Regions from separate parts of the Homo sapiens genome. Here regions 2, 3 and 4 are each linked to region 1. A link is a loop called in an ENCODE intact Hi-C map of the cell type or tissue named here. Cell type or tissue: GM12878. All regions are shown on one strand. Links, peaks and the distances in the headings refer to the core of each region. The heading gives the core; the rest is flanking DNA. Region 1 overlaps CBLB (Cbl proto-oncogene B). Region 2 has its middle 390 kb from the start of CBLB. Region 3 overlaps CBLB (Cbl proto-oncogene B). Region 4 overlaps CBLB (Cbl proto-oncogene B).

What was found. A loop is a pair of places that touch in the nucleus more often than their neighbours do. Peaks named below come from ENCODE experiments on the same cell type or tissue, not always from the same donor. Only the 100,000 strongest peaks of a DNase experiment are listed, where the experiment ranks them.
Region 2: a loop joins it to region 1, with 2.5 times the contacts of the local background. A loop is called at or near these places in 2 of 110 quality-filtered maps.
Region 3: a loop joins it to region 1, with 4 times the contacts of the local background. A loop is called at or near these places in 3 of 110 quality-filtered maps.
Region 4: a loop joins it to region 1, with 2.8 times the contacts of the local background. A loop is called at or near these places in 4 of 110 quality-filtered maps.

Annotation. Positions count from the first base shown.
Region 1 is chr3:105,834,303-105,839,302 of GRCh38, forward strand. All of the region lies in intron 3 of CBLB (Cbl proto-oncogene B), which reads right to left. Among named protein-coding and RNA genes, the nearest start is that of CBLB, 32 kb to the right of the region's middle. In GM12878, for the core only: a CTCF peak has its summit at 2,201; DNase peaks (open chromatin) are centred at 2,429 and 3,029; H3K4me3 peaks cover 1,460 bases; H3K27ac peaks cover 3,258 bases.
Region 2 is chr3:106,251,690-106,259,743 of GRCh38, forward strand. No RefSeq gene overlaps it. Among named protein-coding and RNA genes, the nearest start is that of CBLB, 390 kb to the left of the region's middle. RefSeq lists a silencer at 1-37 and an enhancer at 5,011-5,370. In GM12878, for the core only: no CTCF peak of the experiment used is centred there; DNase peaks (open chromatin) are centred at 4,362, 4,772, 5,092 and 5,752; H3K4me3 peaks cover 5,000 bases; H3K27ac peaks cover 5,000 bases.
Region 3 is chr3:105,721,252-105,726,251 of GRCh38, forward strand. The region is part of intron 9 of CBLB (Cbl proto-oncogene B); the gene reads right to left. Among named protein-coding and RNA genes, the nearest start is that of CBLB, 150 kb to the right of the region's middle. In GM12878, for the core only: no CTCF peak of the experiment used is centred there; DNase peaks (open chromatin) are centred at 1,900 and 2,140.
Region 4 is chr3:105,684,099-105,689,098 of GRCh38, forward strand. It overlaps CBLB (Cbl proto-oncogene B), which reads right to left. Exons shown (of 19, transcript NM_170662.5): 14 at 1,222-1,368. Among named protein-coding and RNA genes, the nearest start is that of CBLB, 180 kb to the right of the region's middle. In GM12878, for the core only: a CTCF peak has its summit at 2,415; no DNase peak of the experiment used is centred there.

The DNA of each region.
Region 1 (5,000 bases), core at 1-5,000:
AATGTATACATATACAGAAACATCATGTAGTACAACCATAAATGTATTTGTCATTTTTAAATAAAGAAATAGGGCTGGACACGGTAGCTCATGCCTGTAATCCCAGCACTTTGGGAGGCCGAGGCGGGTGGATCACGAGGTCAGGAGATGGAGACCATCCTGGCTAACACGGTGAAACCCCGTCTCTACTAAAAATACAAAAAATTAGCCGGGCGTGGTGGCAGGCACCTGTAGTCCCAGCTACTCAGGAGGCTGAGGCAGGAGAATGGCATGAACCAGGGAGGCGGAGCTTGCAGTGAGACAAGATTGCGCCACTGCACTCCAGCCTGAGCGACAGAGCAAAACTCCATCTCAAAAAAGAAAAGAAAATCAAGTAAGCAAGCAAGCATGACAGAAGTCAAAATCAAAAACAAAATCTTCCCCACTATACATAAATGAACTCAAGTATTCAGAAACAAAATATGAAGGACTAGGTTAAACTCCGACAATAAGAGCACAGATTTATCATAGGGAAGATGTGCCCTGCTTTTACCTTGCTGTATCACAAGATACCCTATATTCTTCAGAAATGCTGCAGTCTCAAAGGAAAAGATCATCCATGGGACACTTTATTGGAAGCTTTTCTTGTTTACCAATTAAACTATGACTTCATGTTATCACAACGCTGACAAGGTGTACAAACTATGTAACATTTTGCAACTACAGGACAGTCTGCCTTTCACATATCACTTATTAATCTCCATGAACTATTAGCATCAGCCATTTTTCAAGGCTCTTTATCTTCATTTTAACTGCAAAAAGGAATTGCTTTTTCCAGGTTCTTGAGGATTCTTTTCATTGGTGAAAAGCGGCATGTAATGTTACAAAGAATAACCCAAAAAAAGCTTTCAGTTATGAATGTATTTTCCTATATCATGAATAGTTCTAAAAACGAGCTTCAGTTTGAAAAGAGTAACTTTGAAGTCAGATTTCTCAGAAATCTTTTTGTGAAAACTGAACAACTGGATGTTGAATGATGTGTAAAACTACTATCTCACAGTGAAGGAAATGTCCAGGGAAGCTGTGGGAAATTAGAAATGATCACCATAAAGAAAAATGAACACCAGTTTAGTAGGAAGGAGAAGGGAAGACATCAGGAGAAATATTTAAATCTTTAATTCAACCAACTTGATACTGAAGCCCAACTTAGAAATTTAAAATAGTATGATTTAAAATTAAACAGAAAAATTATTTTACTCTAAGTCACACTGAAACCCAGTAAAATGTTTACACTCTTAAAAATACAACCTACTAGCTCCAGATTAACTAATTGCAGTGGATTGCTAACATATTAAAATACTTGGTGTACATTCTGCTTCTTTCTAAGCTTCAATGACCTGCAGTAAATTGAAAGCTTCCTAAAATAACATCTAATTAAAATTCTTGACAGCAGTTTGAGATTGCAGTACAGCAAATAAAGTCCTGCTCTCACCTTGTTTACTTGCCATCTGTCTCTCTTTTAAATGTCAAGTACCAAACATGCTACAAGAATTCCAGTTATTTAGGCTTTCCAGTTATTTTAATCCCACATAAATGACAGTTTACAATAAATGCATACAAAGAAGGATTAAACTTGATGCTGGAATGATGCCACACATACAGTAGAGGAAGTAAATAAAGAATAGTTACATAATGGAATGTTATCTGGTACACAATACATCTACACTGATCTTCCAATATAAAGGTTACCTCGAGTGATTAGAGGTAAACACTGCTTGCCTTTTGTGCCTCACCTCTAAAGCTTTACTTCACAACCTTAATTAATCTCTTGATAAAGATGTGGGAAGACCACCATGTTACACAACTCTCAGAGGTACCACTTCTCTTAAGAAATAGTAAAAAGGTTATGACAGCTCTGTCTAGTACACCTTTCCTTCACTAATGGTTTCTGAAATCAAAAGATCCTCTCAATGAAGTCCAGCAGCCCCATCCTCTCTTTCTAACACGCTTACCTGGATCAAAATAATTTAGCATAGTTATCTGTGTCTAACATGATCTCCCAGGAAATGAAGTGTGGATTTGGGAGTGTCCTCAATCTTGCTATAATAAATAAAAATTAAATTTAATTGTGTAAGAACTATCCAGATAAATTTTAAAAAGTAATTCAAGGAGGTTCCCAAATTAGTCTGGGGACATACCATGAGCACCCCGCAGAGGCAATATGAAACAGGAGTTTATCTTAGGGCTGGGTTTTGACCTCCAGAGTTATAAGAAAAGAAAAACTATTTCACAAATATTTACGGGCAAGTTTCGGAACCACAGTATGGCCTGAGAAATAGGGCAAATATGACGGTTTCTTACATGAAGGGATCATGGCCAACTAAAATGGTAAAGCTGAGATTACTGACATCCCACACTAGTTAACTTACAAAAACACACAAAACCACCCCCACCCTTGGTCTAGTGAGTCAAAACAAACTGCTGACAAACCCTAACAGCTATGTGAGGGGGCGCAACGATAATACACAGTGAGAACACACATGCCTCTGTTTTCCTGTCAAGTCTAAGTCTGCATGGTGGATGTAAGAAAACAGCAATTCCTTTCTTTAAAAGCCCTGCCTACATATTCAAAATATCTCAGATGTCCCTCAAAGCTGATATGCTCACATCAAAACAAAACAAGACCAAAAAAAAAAAAAAATCATTTATAGCAAGAATATTAGATCCAACCCTCCGACCTTTACTTTAAAAGGAAAGAAAAAGAGATAGCAGTTAAGCAATACATAAATACAAAATAGCCTTAGCTAAAATTTAAAAACTAGTTTTCAAGTTTGGAAATCTTCATCCGTATTAAGGAATTCCGTCAACAAGGACACAAGACAATTCCCACAATAAGACTTAAAAAACATTGTGCACGCGTATTAATGCACTGCCTCAAGAGTCCTGAATAATATAACAACCATCTGCTGCACAGCAAGCTATAAAGAGGATGAAGCACTTCTGTCAATAATACATACCAAATGAAACTGGACTATTCATGTCGAAAGCATAGATTTTTGGAGGATTCCCCAGTTGCCGAAAAGTCCTGTGTATTCAGGGTCATAAGTACAACACATCACAGAAACAAAAACAGTCTTTGAAGAAATGTTAATATAAGAATAAGAGGAAGTGAAAACACTCATTGGAGCTCAGATACAGAACTAATAAGTCAATAAGAAAGCTATGCAATATGCTCATTGCTTTGAGTAGTTTGTGAGAGTAGGCAGAATGATGTGAATTTTTTAGGAATTTATCTTACAGGTACTAAGTGTAGCTACAAGGACACTCCATTAAAGAAGTACTTGTAAACTGTAGTAATTTCATGAACTTTGTCCAAGAATGTTATTACAGTAAAGCTATTTTGAGAATACATACAGTTAAGAGTTGCTTTGAAATATATTTATAATTAAAACATAAATAATAATGATATTACTATCCTTATAAGCATTTTCTTTTCTTCTAAAATCGCCAGTACTCATTCCCAAATGTGAAGAAGCTGACATTCAGAGTGTACCTACAAATTCTAAAAACAAGCCTTCAGACACTTCAACACTTTCCATTGTAACATCTCTCTTCTGCCTCCCTCCAGGCCCCAGCAGCTCGTAATCTAGGAATACATCAGGATTTTCAAATCATCCTATAGTAATTCTAAAGAAATAACCATATATTATTATGAGTGTTTGCCAAGTATAAAGCACTGTTCTGGATACCATGGGAGACACAGAAGAGACATAGCCTATTACCTTTTTTTTTCCTTTTTTTCTTTTTTTTTTTTTTTCTGAGACACGTTCTCACTCTGTCACCCAGGCTGGAGTGCAGCGCCATGACCTCAGCTCACAGTAGCCTCAACCTCCTTGGCTCAAGCAATCTCACCCATTTCAGCCTCCAGAGTAGCTGGGACCACAGGCATGGGCCAACACACCTGGCTATTTTTTTTTTTTTTTTTTTTTTTTTTTTGTAGAGATGGGGTCTCTCTGTTACCCAGGCTCCTAACACCATTTTAAAAAGATAACAATATTTGACAATATATCATTAACTGCCACATGAAAGGCCTTGATAAATGCTATGGTCAGAAGGAAAAGACACATTTTAGCTAGAATGATCAGAAAATCAGAGCCAAGATGGGCATGGGGATAGAGTGGGAATGTTAGCTATGCCAGTAATAAGAAAGAATATCTGCATAAACTGGAAATAGGAAAGGGAGGAGAAAGGGGCAGGATAAAAGGCTGGCAAGCAAAGGTAAATTCCAAGGATAGTGATTAGGCTAATCTCAGAAAAACATAAGAAGAGAATTGCAATCCATCTTTTCCAACAAAACTTTAAAAACCTTACAGAAATGTATCCTTCTTTTTTTTTTTTTTTTTCTGTCGCCAGGCTGGAGTGTAGTAGTGTGAACTCGGCTCACTGCAATCTCCACCTACCAGGTTCAAGCCATTCTCCTGCCTCAGCCTCCTGATTACAGGCGCATGCCACCACACCCAGCTAATTTTTGCATTTTTAGTAGAGACAGGGTTTCACCATGTTGGCCAGGATGGTCTTGATCTCCTGACCTCTCAAAGTGCTGGGATTACAGGCATGAGCCATCACGCCCGGCCCCCTCTTCTAAGTGACTCGAGACTGGAAGTGGATTCCTCTGGTAGTATAAAGGAAGCTTAGTAAAATGAAAGGAGTTCTGAACACATCCAGGATTCCATCCCCACCTGTGCCACCTCAATAGTCCTTGATAAGATTATACATAAAAGGAGATAATTTGACTCATGTGGATTCTGAAAGCAGACAGAAGGTCAGAAACTGCTAGGGCACTCTTTACCAATATATGTGCAGATCCCAACTGGTAAATTTAGCAGGCATTATATAAAGGCTGGCAATCTGTATTTAATAATCATTTCAGAGGATTAGAATGCATCTGATCCATGGAAAATGCAGGAAAGCCACTAGATTAAATGCTTGTCAGACATTAGTGGCATATCTTGTGTTAAAAA
Region 2 (8,054 bases), core at 1,580-6,579, 420 kb after region 1:
AGTTGCATTGGCTGCAGCCAGCTCTTACCTGTAAGTGCCATCTACTGGCTTGTGGGTCAAACCACATGGCCCAATGTAAAACCTACCAACAAAAGTTAATAGGGCTAAAAGACCTTACCCAACATTCCATAGTAACACTGCCTAAGGAAGAGGGAAAAAACCCCAAAATACCCTAATAATGTAAGAAAAGAAATAGGAAAGAAAGAAGAAAGAAAGAAAGAAAAAAGAAAGAAAGAAAGAGAGAAAGAAAGAAAGAAACATGGATTCTATCAACATGAAAATAATTATAGAAATAAGAAATGCAGCCGGGTGTGGTGGCTTGCGCTTGTAATCCCAGCAGTTTAGGAGGCCAAGGCAGGTGAATCACTTGAGGTCAAGAGTTCAAGACCAGCCTGGCCAACATGGTGAAACCCCACCTCTATTAAAAATACAAAAATTAACTGGGTGTGATGGTGGGTGCCTGTAATCCCAGCTACTAAGGAGGCTGAGGCAGGAGAATCACTTGAACCCAGGAGGTGGATGTTGCAATGAGCCATGATAGCACCACTGCTCTCTAGCCTGGGTGACACAGTGAGACTCCATCTCAAAAAAAAAAAAAAAAAAATCCAGTGTGTCTAGATGTGAAGGAACCAGTATAAGAATTATGGCACCATAAAAAAATCTGAATGCAGTGACAGCACTAAAGAATATAACTAGCTCTCCAGCAATGGTCCCCGACCAAAGTGGAAACTCAGAAATGAAAAGGGGTAAAGAAAGGGAATGCGTATACCTACTGGTGGGAATGTAAATTAGTCTTAGCAATTGTGGAAAGCAGTGTGGCAATTCCTCAAAGAACTTAAAACAGAATTACTATTCAACTCAGCAATCTCATTAATGAGTACATACCCAAAGGAATATAAATCATTCTATCATAAAGATAGAATGCACATGTATGGTCATCACTGTACTATTCACAGTAGCAAACATATGGACTCAACCTAAATGTCCATCAACAATAGACTAGATAAAGAAAATGTGGTACATATATACCATGGACTGCTATGCAGCCATAAAAAAGAATAAAATAATGTCCTTTGCAGCAACGTGGTTGGAACTGGAGGTCACTATCCTAAGTGAACTAACACAGAAACAGAAAACCAAATACTGCATGTTTTCACTTCTAAGTGGGAGCTAAACATTGAGTACCTGTGGACACAAAGAAGGGAACAACAGACACTGAGGCCTACCTGAGGGTAAAGGGTGTGAGGAGGGTGAAGACTAAAAAACTATCAGACACTATGCTTATTACCTGGGTGACAAAATAATCTGTACACCAAACCCCCATGACATGCAACTTACCTGTACAACAAACCTGAATATGTACTTCTGAGCCTAAAAGTTAAAAAAATAAATAAATTAAAAGCATGGATTGCAAGGTGGCTCAACAAGATCCAAGACAAGTTTGAAAAGCAACACAAAGGAACATCTAAAGCAATCCAGGAAATGAAAAAAGAAATAAACGTATTAAAAAGAAATCAATCAGAGGTTCTGGAATTAAAGAACTCACTTAAGGAATGTGAACGTAAAACTAAATGATTTATTAATAGATGAGAACAAGCAAAAGAAGGAATTTCAGAGCTCAAAGAGCAGTCTTTGAACTAACCTACTCAGACAAAAATTTTAAAATGAATTAAAAAATAAACAGTCTTCTATAAATATGGGATTATGTAAAGTGACTAAACCTATAAATTGTTGGCATTTCTGAGAGAGAAGGAGAAAAAAAACTAAACAACCTGTTACATGTATTTAAGGTAATAATTCAAGAAAATTTCTCTCATCTTGCTAGAGAGGTAGATATCCAGATATAAGAAATCTAGAGAACATCTGTGAGACACTATACAAAAGGAACATCACCAAGGCATAGGGCCACTAAACTAAACTGTCAAAGGTCAACGCTAAGACAAAAATCTTAAAGACAGCTAGAGAAAAGGGTCATATCACATGCAAAGGGAGCCCTGCAAGGCTAACAGTACACTTTTCAGCAAAAACCTTACAAGCCAGGAGAGATTTGGGACTACATTCAGCATTCCTAAAGAAAAGAAATTCCAGCCAAGATTTTTATATTCTGCTAACCTAAGCTTCATAATTGAAGAAGAAAAAAAAATCTTTTCTGGACAAGAAAGCACTAAGGGAATTTGTTACTACTAGACCCACCTTATAAGAGATTCTTAAGGGAGTTCTAAACATGGAAATAAAGAACAATACCAGCTACCCTCCAAACACACTTAAATACATAGCTATGAAGCAACTACACAATAGAAACTAAATTACAAAGCAATCAGGTAACAACTTCATGATAGAAATAAAACCTCATGTATCAATATTAGCCTTTAATGAAAACAGCCTAAACACCCCACTTAAAAGGCACCAAGTGGCAAGTTGGATAAAAACACAAGACCCATACATCTCCTATCTTCAAGAGATCCATATCACATGTAACAACATCCACAGGCTCAAAGAAAAGGGTTAGAGAAAAATTTATCACTCAAACGATAAACAAAAATGAGCAGGGATTACTATTCTTATATCAGATAAAATATACTTTAAACCAGTAACAGTAAAAAAGGACAAAATAGGTCATTATATAATGATAAAGGGTTCAATTCAACAGAAAGACTTAACTACCTTAAATATATATGCACCCAACTTTGGGGCACCACAGTCATGTAACAAGTATTTCTATACATATGAAAAGATGTGGAAAGCTACCCAATAATAATGGGGGACTTCAACACACCACTGACAGCATTAGACAGGTCCTCAAGGCAGAAAATTAACAAACAAATTTTGGAGTTAAATTTGACACTTAACCAGTTGGACCTAACAAACACCTCCACTCATCAAACACAGAATATATATTATTCTCATCTGCACATGAAACAAACTCAAAGATCAACCACATGCTTGACCATAAAACAAGTCTCAGTTAAGTTTTTAAAAATTCAAAATTACATCAACCATACTCTGAGACCAAAGGTGAATAAAAATAGAAATCATTACCAAGAAGATCTCTGAAAATCACACAATGACAGAAATTAAGTAACTTGATCCTAAATGGCTTTCAGGTAAAAAATGAAATTAAGGCTGAAATCAAAACAGTCTTTGAAATAAATAAAAACAGAGATATAACATACTAAAATCTCTGGGATGCAGCAAAAGCAGTGTTAAGAGGAAATTTTATATTGCTAAATGTCTACATCAACAAATTAAAAAGATCTCAAAATAACAATCTAACATCACACGTAGAACTAGTAAAAACAAGAACTAATAAAAACCAAACTTAGCAGAAGAAAATAAATAACCAAAATGAGAGCAGAACTAAATGGAATTTAGACCAAAAATTCATACGAAGAATCAATGAAACCAAAAAGTTAGTTGTTTGGAAGGATAGACAAGATTGATAGAATGTTAATTATATTAACAAAGAAAGAGAGAAAATCCAAATAAGCACAATCAGAAAAGGCACAGGTCACATTACAACTGATCCTACAGAAATATAAAGGATACTCAGATACTATTATAAACATCTCTATGCAGAGAAGCTAGACAATCTAGAGGAAATTGATAAATTCCTGAAAACACACAACTTCTCAAGTTTGAATTAGGAAGAAATTTAAACAGACCAGTATTGAGTTCCAAAATTGAATCAGTAATTTAAAAAACATACCAACTAAAAAAAAAAAAAAAAAGAAAGAAAGAAGGAAAGAAAAAGGAAAAGAAAAAACCTTGGACCAGATGGATTTCCTCCAAATTCTACAAGATATACAAAGAGTTGGTACCAGCTCTACTGAAACTATTTCAAAAAATCGAGGAGGAGGTATTCCTCCCTATCATTCTACAAAGTCAGCATCATACTGATACCAAAAGGTGGCAAAGACACAATAACAACAAAAGAAACCTACAAGCAAATATTCTTGATGAACATAGATGCAAAAATCCTCTACAAAATACTTGTAAACCAAATCAAGCAGCACATCACAAAGTTAATTCAGCACAATCAAGTAGCCTTTAATCCTGGGATGAAAGGTTGGTTCAACATATAAAAATCAATGAATGTTATTCACCACATAAACAGGATTAAAAACTAAAACCATATGATCATTTCAATAGACACAGAAAAAGCTTCCAGTAAAATTCAACATCCTGTCATAATAAAGACCCTCAAGAAACTAGGCATCAGAAGAACATACCTCAAAATAATACAAGTCATGTATGACAAACTCATAGACAACATCATACAGAACAGGGAAGTTGTAAGTGAGACAGCCAGGTGGGAGGGGGCCCCTAGAGGAACTCTAACCAGCCTGCCCACTGGACTGGAACCTCAGAAAGTTTGCACCCTTTGCAATGCGGAGGAGCCCAGCCCCTCCTCTTCCTGTGCGGAACCTGAGATTCAAATAGCCAGGTGGGAAGTGCTCTAGCAGGGTACTCTGGCCGTGTGGAGGATCCGTGTCCTTTCCCCACCCGCCCCCCGGCCCTTTTCACCCAATAAAACCCTGCTTTACTCACCCTTTAAACTGTCTGTGAGCCTAAATTTTCATGGCTGTTGGACAGACAAGAGCCCCCACATTTTTACCTGAACTAAGGAAAAGTTATGCAACGTTTTTGCCGCAAATGAGGGGCTCCAGAAGTGGTGAGTGAAATGGGAACTCAAAACCTCTCACTGTGATTTCTAAGCCTTTTCAACCTCAGACGTCTGAACTTACAAGAAACTGCACCCCCACTCCTTGTCGCTTCTGGGGTTTGAACCCCCATCCCTCTCCACTCCTGGGGGTTGGGGGCCTTTTCATGGCCTTTTCCTTCCTTTCTCAGGAAGAACCAAGGAGCAACAGCTCTCAGCCCCTCCCACCTCCATGCTGGGGCTGGGACGCGGTGCCCAAGGGTCCCACACAGCCAGCAGGCTGGTTCCCAGCCATGCTGCAGCAGCTTTCCCCTTCCCCAGCCAAACGGTTTCAACTCCACGGGACAGTAATTAAACTTTTCTCCCCAGCGGAGGAACCACTTGCCTAAGAATAAGAGGTTCTTCCCCAGATATTTTTAAACTGTTTCTTTTCTTTCCCCTACTCTACCCCATCAACAAATTAACCTTTAAAGTTTTTTTGGTTTTGTTTAGCAACCCTGCCTTAGGGAATGGTTCTTTCTGGTTTGATATCTGCATGTGGCCCTATCTCTTAAAGGGCCCCATCCAGCGACTGACTTTTCTTCTGCTTGTCTGTGTGTGCTCTACGTATGATGTCTGTAAAAAGAGCTCCCTGGCCAGCATGGTGAAACCCCGTCTCTACTAAAAATACAAAAAATTAGCTGGGCATGGTGGCGTGCACCTGTAATCCCATCTACTCTGGAGGCTGAGGCAGGAGAATTGCTTGAACCCGGGAGGCAGAGGTTGCAGTGAGCTGAGATCACGCCACTGCACTTCAGCCTCAGCAACAGAGAAAGACTGTCTCAAAAAAAAAAAAAAAAGAAGAGCTCTAATTACTTTGGCGTAAAGAAAGACAAGTGCCTGGATCTAATAATTTTAAGAAATAAAAGCTATGGTACCTTCCAGTTCTGTGACTGTAATCTTTGAGAAATAAAAACAGCCCCAAGGACTATTGGTAAAATGCAGGCCGGATGCAAGGTTTGCTAAGTGTTTTGAGGTTACGAACTGCTTTTTGGGTTTTGAGAACTGTCTGTCTTGCCTGCTTCACAATTGGTAAGGCCTGGGGATATATGGAACTAACCATGCCCTTAACTAAGAAGGCAAACCTTGACTGTAGTTAGCACATAATTAAAGCTAATGTACCAAGTTTTACCTTAAAGTTAACAATTGCTAGGAGTTACCATTATAACATGTAATTGAGACTACTGAAAACAGATTTACATGCAAGGTGTATAAGAACAGTAAAATCGTGTGTGTGTGTGTGTGTGTGTGTGTGTGTGTGTATGTGTTTTGTAAAAGGTTATAAGAAGACATGGAAATGTAAACTTTGGCCTAGGGTTAAAGGATTATATTGAGTTAAATTAGGAAAAAGCTGAAGTTTCAAAGAAGTGGTGGAAAAATTTTGGAAATTAATCTTGCAGAAGAGGTTCTCAGTGTGAGCATATTGACTAAATTAAAAAAAGTATTACATGTTTTTTCTCAATATAAATTGAGCTTCAAAATAAAAGCATAACAAGGTTTTTCTAAGGTACTAATCTTCTCTTTGGCAAAATTTGTAAAGGGTTATCAAAGGCTTTTGCTTCTTTAAAATTTCTGAGTCATCATTTTGGCAAAATAAATAATTTATGGTAATCTGGATTTCTATTTCGTAATATCAAGTGTTTTAAATCTTGAACATTTAACAGCATTCCCCAAATCAAACTTCAGTTTCAAAATTGTCTTCCCTGGCACCTGGCTTTTCAAATACTTCGGAGAGCCACTGAAGTGTCCGGAAAAGAGAGGTAAGCAGGATTATTTCACAAGTTTAGGTACATGGGATTGCCAAAATTATGCTCAATCTTCTTTAGGTTATATTTTTGTGAATAATGCTAACATATGTCCCAAAATTGTATGGGATTTCTAAAATTTTAATGTATAAGTGTATGCTATCAATCATAATTAAGGTTGTTAAGTTATCGTAAACCACGGAGATAACCAAACTTTGTTGTCAATTGTGTTTTTGACTGTGACTACCCTGGACATTTTGCTATTCACAGATAATTATTGTCTTGTTTTAATCCTTTTCAAAAGATGGTTTATAATTGGCTATAAGATTTTAACAGGTGCTCTCAAATACAGACTTCCGATAACTTTGGATACTGTAACATTTTAATAAAGGAAAATGAGCAGGACTTGTGAAGAGCTGAAATGTTTACGAATATCAAGAAAAACAACAGTTAATTAAATAGACTGAACTCAGGAAGCTGAAGCAACCTTTTTGACTTTTGCTTGGAATATTGCTGATCCTTCTTTTTCAGAGTCAATGAAACTTTTGAACTATTTACAGCCTTTAATAATTAAGTAAGGTATACACTCCTGTAATCAAGATTTGGAGCATGTTTGTTTCTCTCTGCCTGGTTCCTCTAGAATTTGGAAACGATGAGTATTCTTATGGCAATATAGTTGTTTGCATTAGTGCAATAAGAATCCAGTTTTCGTTAGAATGGCGATCATTAAAAAGTCAGGAAACAACAGGTGCTGGAGAGGATGTGGAGAAATAGGAACACTTTTGCACTACTGGTGGGACTGTAAACTAGTTCAACCATTGTGGAAGTCAGTGTGGTGATTCCTCAGGGATCTAGAACTAGAAATACCATTTGACCCAGCCATCCCATTACTGGGTATATACCCAAAGGATTATAAATCATGCTGCTATAAAGACACATGCACATGTATGTTTATTGCAGCACTATTCACAATAGCAAAGACTTGGAACCAACCCAAATGTCCAACAATGATAGACTGGATTAAGAAAATATGGCACATATACACCATGGAATACTATGCGGCCATAAAAAATGATGATGAATTCATGTCCTCTATAGGGACATGGATGAAGCTGGAAACCATCATTCTCAGCAAACTATCACAAGGACAAAAAAACCAAACACCACATGTTCTCACTCATAGGTAGGAATTGAACAATGAGAACACATGGACACAGGAAGGGGAACATCACACACCGGGGCTTGTTGTGGGGTGGGTAGATGGGGGAGGGATAGCATTTGGAGATATACCTAATGTTAAATGACGAGTTACTGGGTTCAGCACACCAACATGGCACATGTATACATATGTAACTAACCTGCACGTTGTGCACATGTACCCTAAAACTTAAAGTATAATTGAAAAAGAAAAAAGAATCCAGTTTTCTTTTCCAACAGAACACAATTGGACAAAGTGGTTATTTTACCAAGGCTTTGACTGGAAGGGTATGCTTCCCTTTAAGGAGTCAATCCCGACTTGCAGAGCCAATAAAAGCCCAGTGGGAAAACTGGCCTCATACCCTTGCCTACACAGTCCCTATACAGGGTTCCTGACTGGTGGTCAGTAAAGA
Region 3 (5,000 bases), core at 1-5,000, 110 kb before region 1:
TAAAGAAACTGTTCCATAATTAATTCAGGACTGTCCTGTCCACTTGGTTTAATAGGAAATTAGTGATCTACCTGCCCAACAGTGATGTTTGGATCAAGGATGGAATAACTCTCTCACTCTCTTCTCACTGAACAACTACCTCACATCTACTTTGTGGCAGATCCTGTGATAGTTTATTCTTTCTAAGTCTCAGTCAGCTCAACAAATTGAACACCTCCTTTGCCAAACAAAGTGTCAAAAAACAAAAAACACTGAGCTTGCTTAAGAAAAATCAATTGCAACATATTCTTATTCATCTGCTTGTACATAATTTGGAAAAGAAACTTGGAATGGTAAAACAGTTGAACTAAGGTGGTATAAAGAAATACAGACATATAAATATAGAATCCTTCAAGGTTTACCACCATACATGTTCATGTCCAGGGGGCTTCAAAACACATTAAATATTATTTGCTCCATCATTTTACAGATAACAAAACCAAGATTTAATTCTTCTATTTTTGATAACCTCCTTGCAATGATATTTTCTAACACAGGAGTAAATATTTAAGAAAAGCAAAATCTTTCTCCTATAAAAAGAGTATTAAATTTAAAGTCATATTCAATATATATTATCATTTAGGCAAAACTCCCCTTGTTATAAAAGTCAAAAGAGATCCATATTAGGTGCCTATAGTGGAATACTTTTACAGATTTACATAAGACAATTTCAAAAAGATAGTTTTATTTAACAGCAAGCTGTGCCAGCCTGGGCAACATAGCAAGACCTTGTCTCTATAAAAAATAAATGTTTAAAAAATTAGCCAGGTGTTGTGATACACACCTGAAGTCCCAGCTGGTCGTGAGGCTGAGCTGGGGGCTTCGCTTGAGACCAGGAGTTTGAGGCTGCAGTGAGCTACGACAGCATGACTGCCCTCAGCCTAGGTGTAAGGGTAAGACCCCGTGCCAAAAAAAAAAAAAAAAAAAAGAAAAGAAAAGAAAAAAAGAAAGCAAGATCTGAAGATCTGATGGTCCCTCTGTCTTTAACACATGAAGAATGGAAAGCAGTACTTTGAGACGTACATAGTCTCATACATTTAAAAAAATTATTATAGAAAATCTCAGATACACATAAAATTTGAGGGAAAACTATAAATTTCTATGTACCTATCACCCGACTTCAACAATTATCAATTCATCCCCAGTCCAGTTTCATCTATATGTTCTCTTGTTCCTTTCACTCTTAGATCGTTTTGAAGTACCTCCTACACATCATATAAATTCACTGGTAAATATTTTAGTATCATAACTAAAAACCAAGAACCTTTTAAAGACCTAATCGTAACTAAAAATTATTCCACCCAATCGAAATCATGAAAGTTACATTATTTTTTAGTACAGTGCATAGAATGTGCAAGCCACACTATTAGGCTACGTAAGTTTCTCTTTGAACCTCCAGGGTCAACTTACATATTGCTCTGGTTAAGGATGACTTCCAGTTTATGTGATATATTTCCTCACAAGAGATAACTGAAAATATTGAGTTTTGAAGGGGGAGGAGGTGAAAGGCAATAACTGTGTCTTTATAGCACAAGAAAAAACAAAGAACTGTTCATCTAAAACTGAATTTAGATTTTTCTCTATGCTACTTGAACATTTAATGTTATACAAATTACTGATGTTGTTAAGAGTGCCTGTTATAAGAGTAGATATCACAAAATACATCTTCTCTTCAGCTTTGTTGTTGAGAGTTTACATTACTCAACAGATCAACAAACAGCTGCAATGACCATTAATTTTGATTTGCAAAAACACAGATCACAATGAATGTGTCTCTAATGGTACTTACTCTAATATGACTTCATCCATCACACTTTATAAATGGACTACTGTCACATGCAAATTAGACGTCTAACCATAAAGTCTCAAATGTTACTTTGGTTACTCTGCCCTAGTTTCTGTCAGGTGGTTGATTAAATACACATGAAGAATGTCTTCAATACAATAATTAAAATAATGTTTCTGTCAATGTATACTTAATGCAAGATCAAATAATATGCATTAATGGAGAATAAAGACCAATAAATAACTCATTTTCTAGTTTCCACCATTCTGTGAATGTTAAGAGGAAGTACTGAGGACTCCGTCTATTCTAAATGACTCAGTAGGTTTCACTTCCTCGAATAAGAAATACTTCTAAACCAAAGGATACAGAAGTTATCAGTGAATACTATACACAGCTGAAACTAAATTCTGTCATTTCTCATAATACAGTAAAATAATTCAGACTCACATTTCAACCATTAATACTGTAAGTCAGTGACATTACTTAAAATATAACTTTAGGTAAACTCAGATAATTAACATTGACAAACAAATAGAAAAAAATTTTAAACCTTCATAATACTACATTCTCCACAAATACTCTATGTAAAAACCCAAATGAATATTGTTAGTACCATCTCATCATCATCATGTATCAATCACCTTCCATACTTTGTTTAAATATTGCTAAGACAGACATACTATATCTTAAATACCTTCTTTTAAATGTTTTTCAAGATAGCATTATATATAGTATAAATTATTTGCTCTCAGCATGATTATTAGAGGCATACTTTGACTTAAGGTCAATCACTTTATGCCTTCCCACATATGTAATATACATCAAGGGCTGTAGGGTATATACATAGGGCCTCCTAAGTCTCATTTTGGAGTGCATTTTATATTTTTACTGTATGTGTATGCATATGTATGTATTTTTTCCTTTATCAATAACTTCTAATTTATATTACCTTGCTATATTTCATGTAGCTATGAGGTTGCCACAAATCTTTTTTTAAACATAGCAATTATAACTGGAAAAATTATATGTATATAAATGCACTGAGAATAGGTTGGATCCATACCAAGAATTTTCAAAGCACAGTATCTCCCACAGAAACTCAATAACTTCTGGCTGAAAGAACGAATGAAAGAATAAGGAAGGATAGTTAATAGTAATCTTAGACAAAATGCCCCAGAGCAGGAGAGATCTTTGGTTCTGGTTTATTATGATGGACAAGGAAAAAAGACATTGGTGAATCTAGACTCTTTTAGTTTTGATTTGGGATGCCCATAAAAGCCTGCATAGTAAATCAGAAAAGGAGCACAGACATTCTGAATTAGGATACTTGGACTGGACTTCTACCTTCCCCAATTACAGCTGTGTGACACTGGGCAATTCATTGCATCTTATTTACAGGGCATAATGAGATAATGCACATTTAGAGACACCATAAAGATAAAATGAGATAAATTAGTTTAAAGCTTTATAAAGTGCTATAAAAATTCCAGTTGGCATAATTAGTATAAAAATAGTCTCAAGAATAAATATAATAAGAAAACTAAGGAAACATATCTTAACTTTTGAAAAAACTCGTATCTCTATACGAATTCCATTTTGTAATGTAATGAATACAATTTTAAACCTGCAGAATTATCAATGTGCATAGATTAATCATAACTGGAAATATGAGATATCTCCTAAGCACTTTATTAGAAACAATAATAACTAAAATTCCAGGCACTGTTGTAAGCACTCTCTAAATATTAATTCATTTAATCCTATAAGGTAGGTACAATTATTGTTCCCCAACAAGAAAAAGGGGTTTACTAGTTTGATGAAGGTCACATAGCAAAAAATACTAAGTAGGAAATCACAACAAGGGGATCTATTTCAAGAGTCTAATCATTTCAACACTACACTATAGGATCAGCATGTAGTGGTTTTTCAATCTCAGATTCATAGTCAAGGTTAAAATAAAGGTGAAAAATAGCCGGTTGCTACTACTGATCATTCATAAATGTAAAAAATTTAAAACTATTTTGTTCAAATTGCAAATATCAAAATTAAAAAAACTACTACAATCAATGAATATTCTGTTCGCTCTAATTGAAAAGTTTCAGCTCTTTAACAGGAAGACATAAAATGTATCTGAATAATTATACCATTTCTGAGGACACGTTTTTACATAGTAAAAGCTTTTTGTTTTAAACATTTGTTGCTTGAATCCAATTTAAAATTTTAATGCATGAAGTTGGTCTAGAATGAGCTGGTCATTTAGAATGAGTCTACATTCTAAACACTTTTTAAAAATGGTGTCAACTTTAAAAACACCTATAAAAGATCCATGTTGGAGTCAACTGAAAATGTTTCCAAAGTGCCAGTATCTGTTACGGTCCACACACTCTACAATATAGTGGGCATCCATCTAATTTAGTCATTAGACTTAAGAATCAAGCACTTATTCTACCAGATTTTATTTTCTCATATCCATCAGTTCCTTTCCTTTTCTAGTGCATCGCTCTAGTTCATAATGTTACTATAACGTGTTTGGACAACTCTCGCAGCTTCTTTATTACTCCCAACGTGAAAGGGAAGCTCCAACATTTAATCACTCATTTACACAAAAGACACAACGGGTGGTTAAAGACAAAAGTGCCAATTTAAAACGTTCGTAAAGGCAAGTATTATTTTCTATTTGTAGTACCTAAGTTATAAAATTTCACTGAGGCTAGAAATGTGAAGACTGGTCGCCTTTGAAGGAAGATAGAGTAAAACATTTATTTTATTTTATCTTTTTTTTTTACTCTTTGAGACAGAATCTCACTCTGTTACCTAGGCTGGGGTGCAGTGCCGTGATCTCAGCTCACTGAAACCTCTGCCTCTAGGGTTCAGGCCATTCACCTGTGCCTCAGCCTCCCAAGCTGCTGGGATTACAGGCTCCCGCCACCACGCCCAGTTATTTGGTATTTTTAGTAGAAACAGGGTTCGCCATGTTGGCTAGGCTGGTCTTGAACTGCTGACCTCATGTGATCCACCCACCTCGGCTTCTCAAAGTGCTGGGATTACAGGTGTGAGCAACCGCGCCTGGCCAAAGATTATTTCTTATTGCCTTAAAAGTGATCATTTGAACTTGTTTCTCACCTCTCTCAGACAACTATATACATTTTCCCAACAACACTCTCTACATATGGAA
Region 4 (5,000 bases), core at 1-5,000, 150 kb before region 1:
AAAGGAAATGGCACACTAAGTAAAGATGGCACAGATGACTGAAGTAATTGCCATCTCCCCTATCCCTCAGTCAGTCATGGAGAGATGCTGGAATGTAGGGCCACCAGCAGTACTTGAGCCCTATTCTATGTGCCAAGCATGGCCCCAGGAATGTTATACAAAGGAAACCAGAACTCAGAAAGTAAGTTTTGTAGCTGGGAGTACTGAGTACCTCATATATTTCAGTCAGGTAAAACAAACAAACCCAGAAATAATAGATTTCAGTTTATAAATTCAATAATATAAATGCAGACTCATGCCTTTACTTAAAGATAAAGTAATATTTCAATACAAACAACCCATTATTAATAACTCTTATTTACCTCGATGGAGCTTCCAAGTCAAAGACCAAGGCTATCCCCATGTAAGTGAGAATAAGCCACAAAAGTAAGGAAAAAACCCCCATTATTCCACACATTCTTTTTTTTTTTTTGAGATGGTGTCTCGCTCTGTCACCCAGGCTGGAGTGCAGTGGCACAATCTCGGCTCACTGCAACCTCCGCCTCCCGGGTTCAAGCGATTCTCCTGCCTCAGCCTCCTGAGTAGCTGGGATTACAGGCGCCCACCACCACACCCGGCTCATTTTTGTATTTTTAGTAGAGACAGGGTTTCACCATGTTGGTCAGGCTGGTTTCAAACTCCTGACCTCATGATCTGCCCGCCTCAGCCTCCCAAAGTGCTAGGATTACAGGCGTGAGCCACCACGCCTGGCCTATTCCTCACATTCTTATTTGATCTAAAGGAAGGTAAATAGCACTTGATAGAAAAACAAAAAGTTAAGAGAAACACCTTGGTATTTTTTTCCCACTTCTTCAAAATCTGAATAGAAGTAGGTAGCAAGTACATCAAGAAGGAAAATGAATTTAAATTATACTAGTATGTACATCATGAAGAAAAATTCTAAGGAAGGTCAGAATAATACCTTAGTTTCTGAGCACTAATTTTTCTTCATGAGATAGGTGTTTAGAACTGATAAAATAAAGTGACTTCCTGATTAATGAGAAATCTGCATCTTTTAGTTTTCTTTAAAAGTAATGCTGGAAATGGTATAATAGGAAGAGAAGGATTTGAGCTGGAAATTAAGGATTTTTAATTAGACGTGAATCAATTGTTTAAAAACAAACATTACAAATGATAATGCTTATGCAGATGTAAGTGGCAAAAATCTGCCCATACTCTTACCGAACAGGAGGTTTTACATTATGACAATGAGATGGTTGTGAATTCAGGGAAACAGGGTGGGATGAAGGAATCTTGTATTCATCATCATCTTCCTCTACTGGGTCTCTTGTTTTCTCTGAAAGAGAATTTGCTAACGGACCAGTACACCTACCAGGGGAAAAAAAATCCAATCTAGTTTAAGCATAATATTCAAAACAGGCAAGTCTGATGTGACATATTCAAGTCAAAGAAGCTACTTTATCACTTATGTTCATTTTTCAATTACAGGGTATCATCAGAGAAGCTGTTCTTATATCAAATACAAATGAAAACAATTTTCAATCTTTTGTTAAGACCCTTGATGGGATAAAAGAATTTTCATCCTCACAATTTTAAATGGCACAATAGGAAAAACTAGTAACCTGTCGAATAAAATAAAAAGATGTTGGATTTGTAAGACAAAATGTACAAATTTATTCAAACCAAATCTATTAAAATATTAATATTTTGTTCCAATTTAAATTAAATGGGTAAAATATGATGCTACAATAATAAGCATGGTTGTTTTATATATTAAAGAAGTCTTTATAGAATGGTCAAACTTTTTGTCTCCTGTGAATATTATCTATAGTTGGAAAAATATCCAGTTTAATTCTGTAAAACTTAACTATCCTGTGAAATTATAGTTGAAGTTGTTAGGTTTTTCTTCCTACCAACAACTGAGAGCTAGAAATGAATGGAATGATTAGATGTAGATAATGAGAGAACTTATTTTTAAGTCTTTGAAGTACATTATTTTTATGGTTTAAATTCCCTGGCTAAATAAAAGAGAATTAAAATGAGTAAAACCATCACCTAATATCAAAAACATTAAGCATTTCACTTATCCATAAGAGTAAATAAACCAAATAAAACAAACCCAAACAAATGGGCAAACATAAACAATGTTTTTCGTAACTGTTGCTACCAGAGTTTAATCTAACCCTGGCTGAAGCCAATGAAAAATGCCAAGGCAGAAATGCACAAACTCATCCTGATTCACTTTAGGACGACCAACTAGTTTGCAAGGCATTGGGAATACACACATGGATCCAAATCTTTTTGTTAATCATCATGAACCTCATGAGAAATCTGTTCAATTTAAAAAGGAAGGAAAAAAAAAAAACAAAAAAACTAAGTGACTGCAATTTTGCAGCACCTTCTATAGAGGGAGCAAGAGGCCTTTGGTATATTAAACAAACATGCCTGAATTAACATTCATTTTTATTTCTTTTTATTAGTTAGAACAGAAACAATTTTAGGGGCTTTTCTTTGTGACCATTACAAGAAGGCATTTTGAAAAATCTAAAGATTTAAGTTTCAACCATATTATCTAAGTCATTAGATAGGACATTCAAAGATCAAAGAAAAACTAAGATTTTTCAAGTGTATGTTTATTGATACCTATCTTTGAAAAAAATTTCAATACTGATCTTTAAATTCTTGTTGTTTGAGCAACTTTAGAATTCACATGAGCGTTACAGGGAGACAAAAGCACAGAGACAAAAGCATAGTGACAAAAGGTCCAGTGTCACTACCTACAGCACAAGCTAAGGGCCTTAATAATAATCTATTATTACACCTATTATGGTTTAACTTTGGAGGATTTACTTTCCAATTAAAGGAAGTTAAGTATATGGGCTGCAAAATGGTGATCTGATGGCACTGGAACTGGGAGAGACTTATAATATTACTTTTCCATAAATTCCTGTAAACACAGCCATCAATTTAGCTAAGTCAAGGACCAGAATGGGTTCTATTACCAAATGAAATGAGAAATATATACTGTACATCCTCTCTATGCCTAAGATACTTTCATTTATAATGAATCCCTTTCTATGCAATTCAAGCATACACTATGTAAAAAGAAAACAGTATTTTTCACTAAACATTCAACAACTATTCAATATCAGAAATGTTCTAAGATCTGCCTGTTGCAGGTTCCCTCCAAAGATTTAAGTTTCCAAAGAAGCAGTTCATTATGAGTCAACAATGGACCATTTTTTAAATCACATACGTTGTGGCTAATTTGATATTTTACCTTCATTGATAGAGAATTTCTCGAGTAATTTCCCCCACTCTTTTGCTTTGCCACAAATCAGTAGATTATTTCAGAATGAAGTGAAAAGCAAAGCTCATCTAATACTTCATGGAATAATAAGGCTTATTGCTAAAACTTACTAGTATAAATTGTCAACTTACACAGATTTTAGAGAATTATATCTAGAAGTGAAAAAATAGTTTTCAAGTGGTGTTTGTATCTAAATATGAAAAAAATACTTAGGTGTTCCATTTATCACCATTTTAATAAAGTTCTAAAGATTCAGATTTTATTTTTCTGCTTATGTTTTTTAATGAAAATGTTTAATATCAGTATAATAGTCTATTTGGATTAGAAATAAACCAAAAGAATAACATTACAGTGTATTTTATTCAAGATTACATAGTTTTTATTAAAAATTAATCTTATCCAGTTCTGAAAAAAAAAACTGGTTTCTATCAAAAAAAATAACAGAAGAGGATGGTACAAATGAGATAAAGAAGTTGTATATAAAATAGCAAAATAAAAAACTAGAGTCATGTAACTAATTATACCATCTGGAATTACATGTGGGGTTTTATTTTCCTCTACAAACTCATTCAAAAAACAGGTTTAATTTTACTTACTACTAAATAACAGGTAAAATAATTAGATTTATATTTAGTCATTATCTATCCATGTATGTGACATTTGGCAGTAGAAAAAATTTCTATCTTATGGGGCATGGGACAATTTTCAGTCATTGACTAAACTTACGGGAAATTTTTAGGATACCAGAGGAATAAAGCTGAACAAATTGTATTTGGCTGACTCCACATTAAAGCCTACCATTACACTTATTACTGCAATCCCTTTATATTCTCATCTTACATTCCCGGAGTGTTCTGCACTGATGCTGTTATTACTGAGTTAATACACTGGTAATACATAGGGACATACACTCTCAAAGATGCATAGTCACCACCCCCCCCACAACCTGGACATTTTATTAAATTCATTGTGTTAGTTATTTGAGCCTTCAGTGATAAATACATTCATCTTCTACATATGCACACTTGAAACAAACCAAGAAACAAGTGAATTTTCACGCCAGCACAGGAGATAGTATCCAATGCTATGCTTAATTAGTAAGCTTGTTTTCTACATATAAGAATCTATCTTCCTTTAATAGTATCTGAAGGCAAGTAACGAAAAAATATCTTCTGTTAAAATAGAATCTTTAGAGCTTGCCCTATACATTACACCATATTTCTTATATTACATTATCCCAATCCTAACAGGGAAAAATGTCTAACTCAAATAAATAGTCCAGAGAAGAGACAAAACAAAATATAGCTATATTTGAAATGATTTTTGCACATGTGCCACATATAAATCATTTCCTCAAAACACTAAATTTTATCATATACATGCTAATTTTCAAGGGTCTTTCATGACATCAAAAAAAAGTCTGTGTGGTATACTATCAAGCTTTAAGATAAGCTTTACTTATAAGCATTTTCACTAACTTGTTTGTAAATCGGAGAAACAGATTTGAAGTTGCTTTGTACTTGTGTTCTATCCAGCCTCTGTGCTCTTCACACAGATAACCTCATGGTTTGCTCCCTTACTTCCTTCAAGTTTCTGTTCAAATATTAGCCTTTCAGAGAGGTCTTTCCTAATGACCTCATCTAAAGTATAAACCTCTCTATCATTATTTATCCTCTTCCCTGCTTATTTT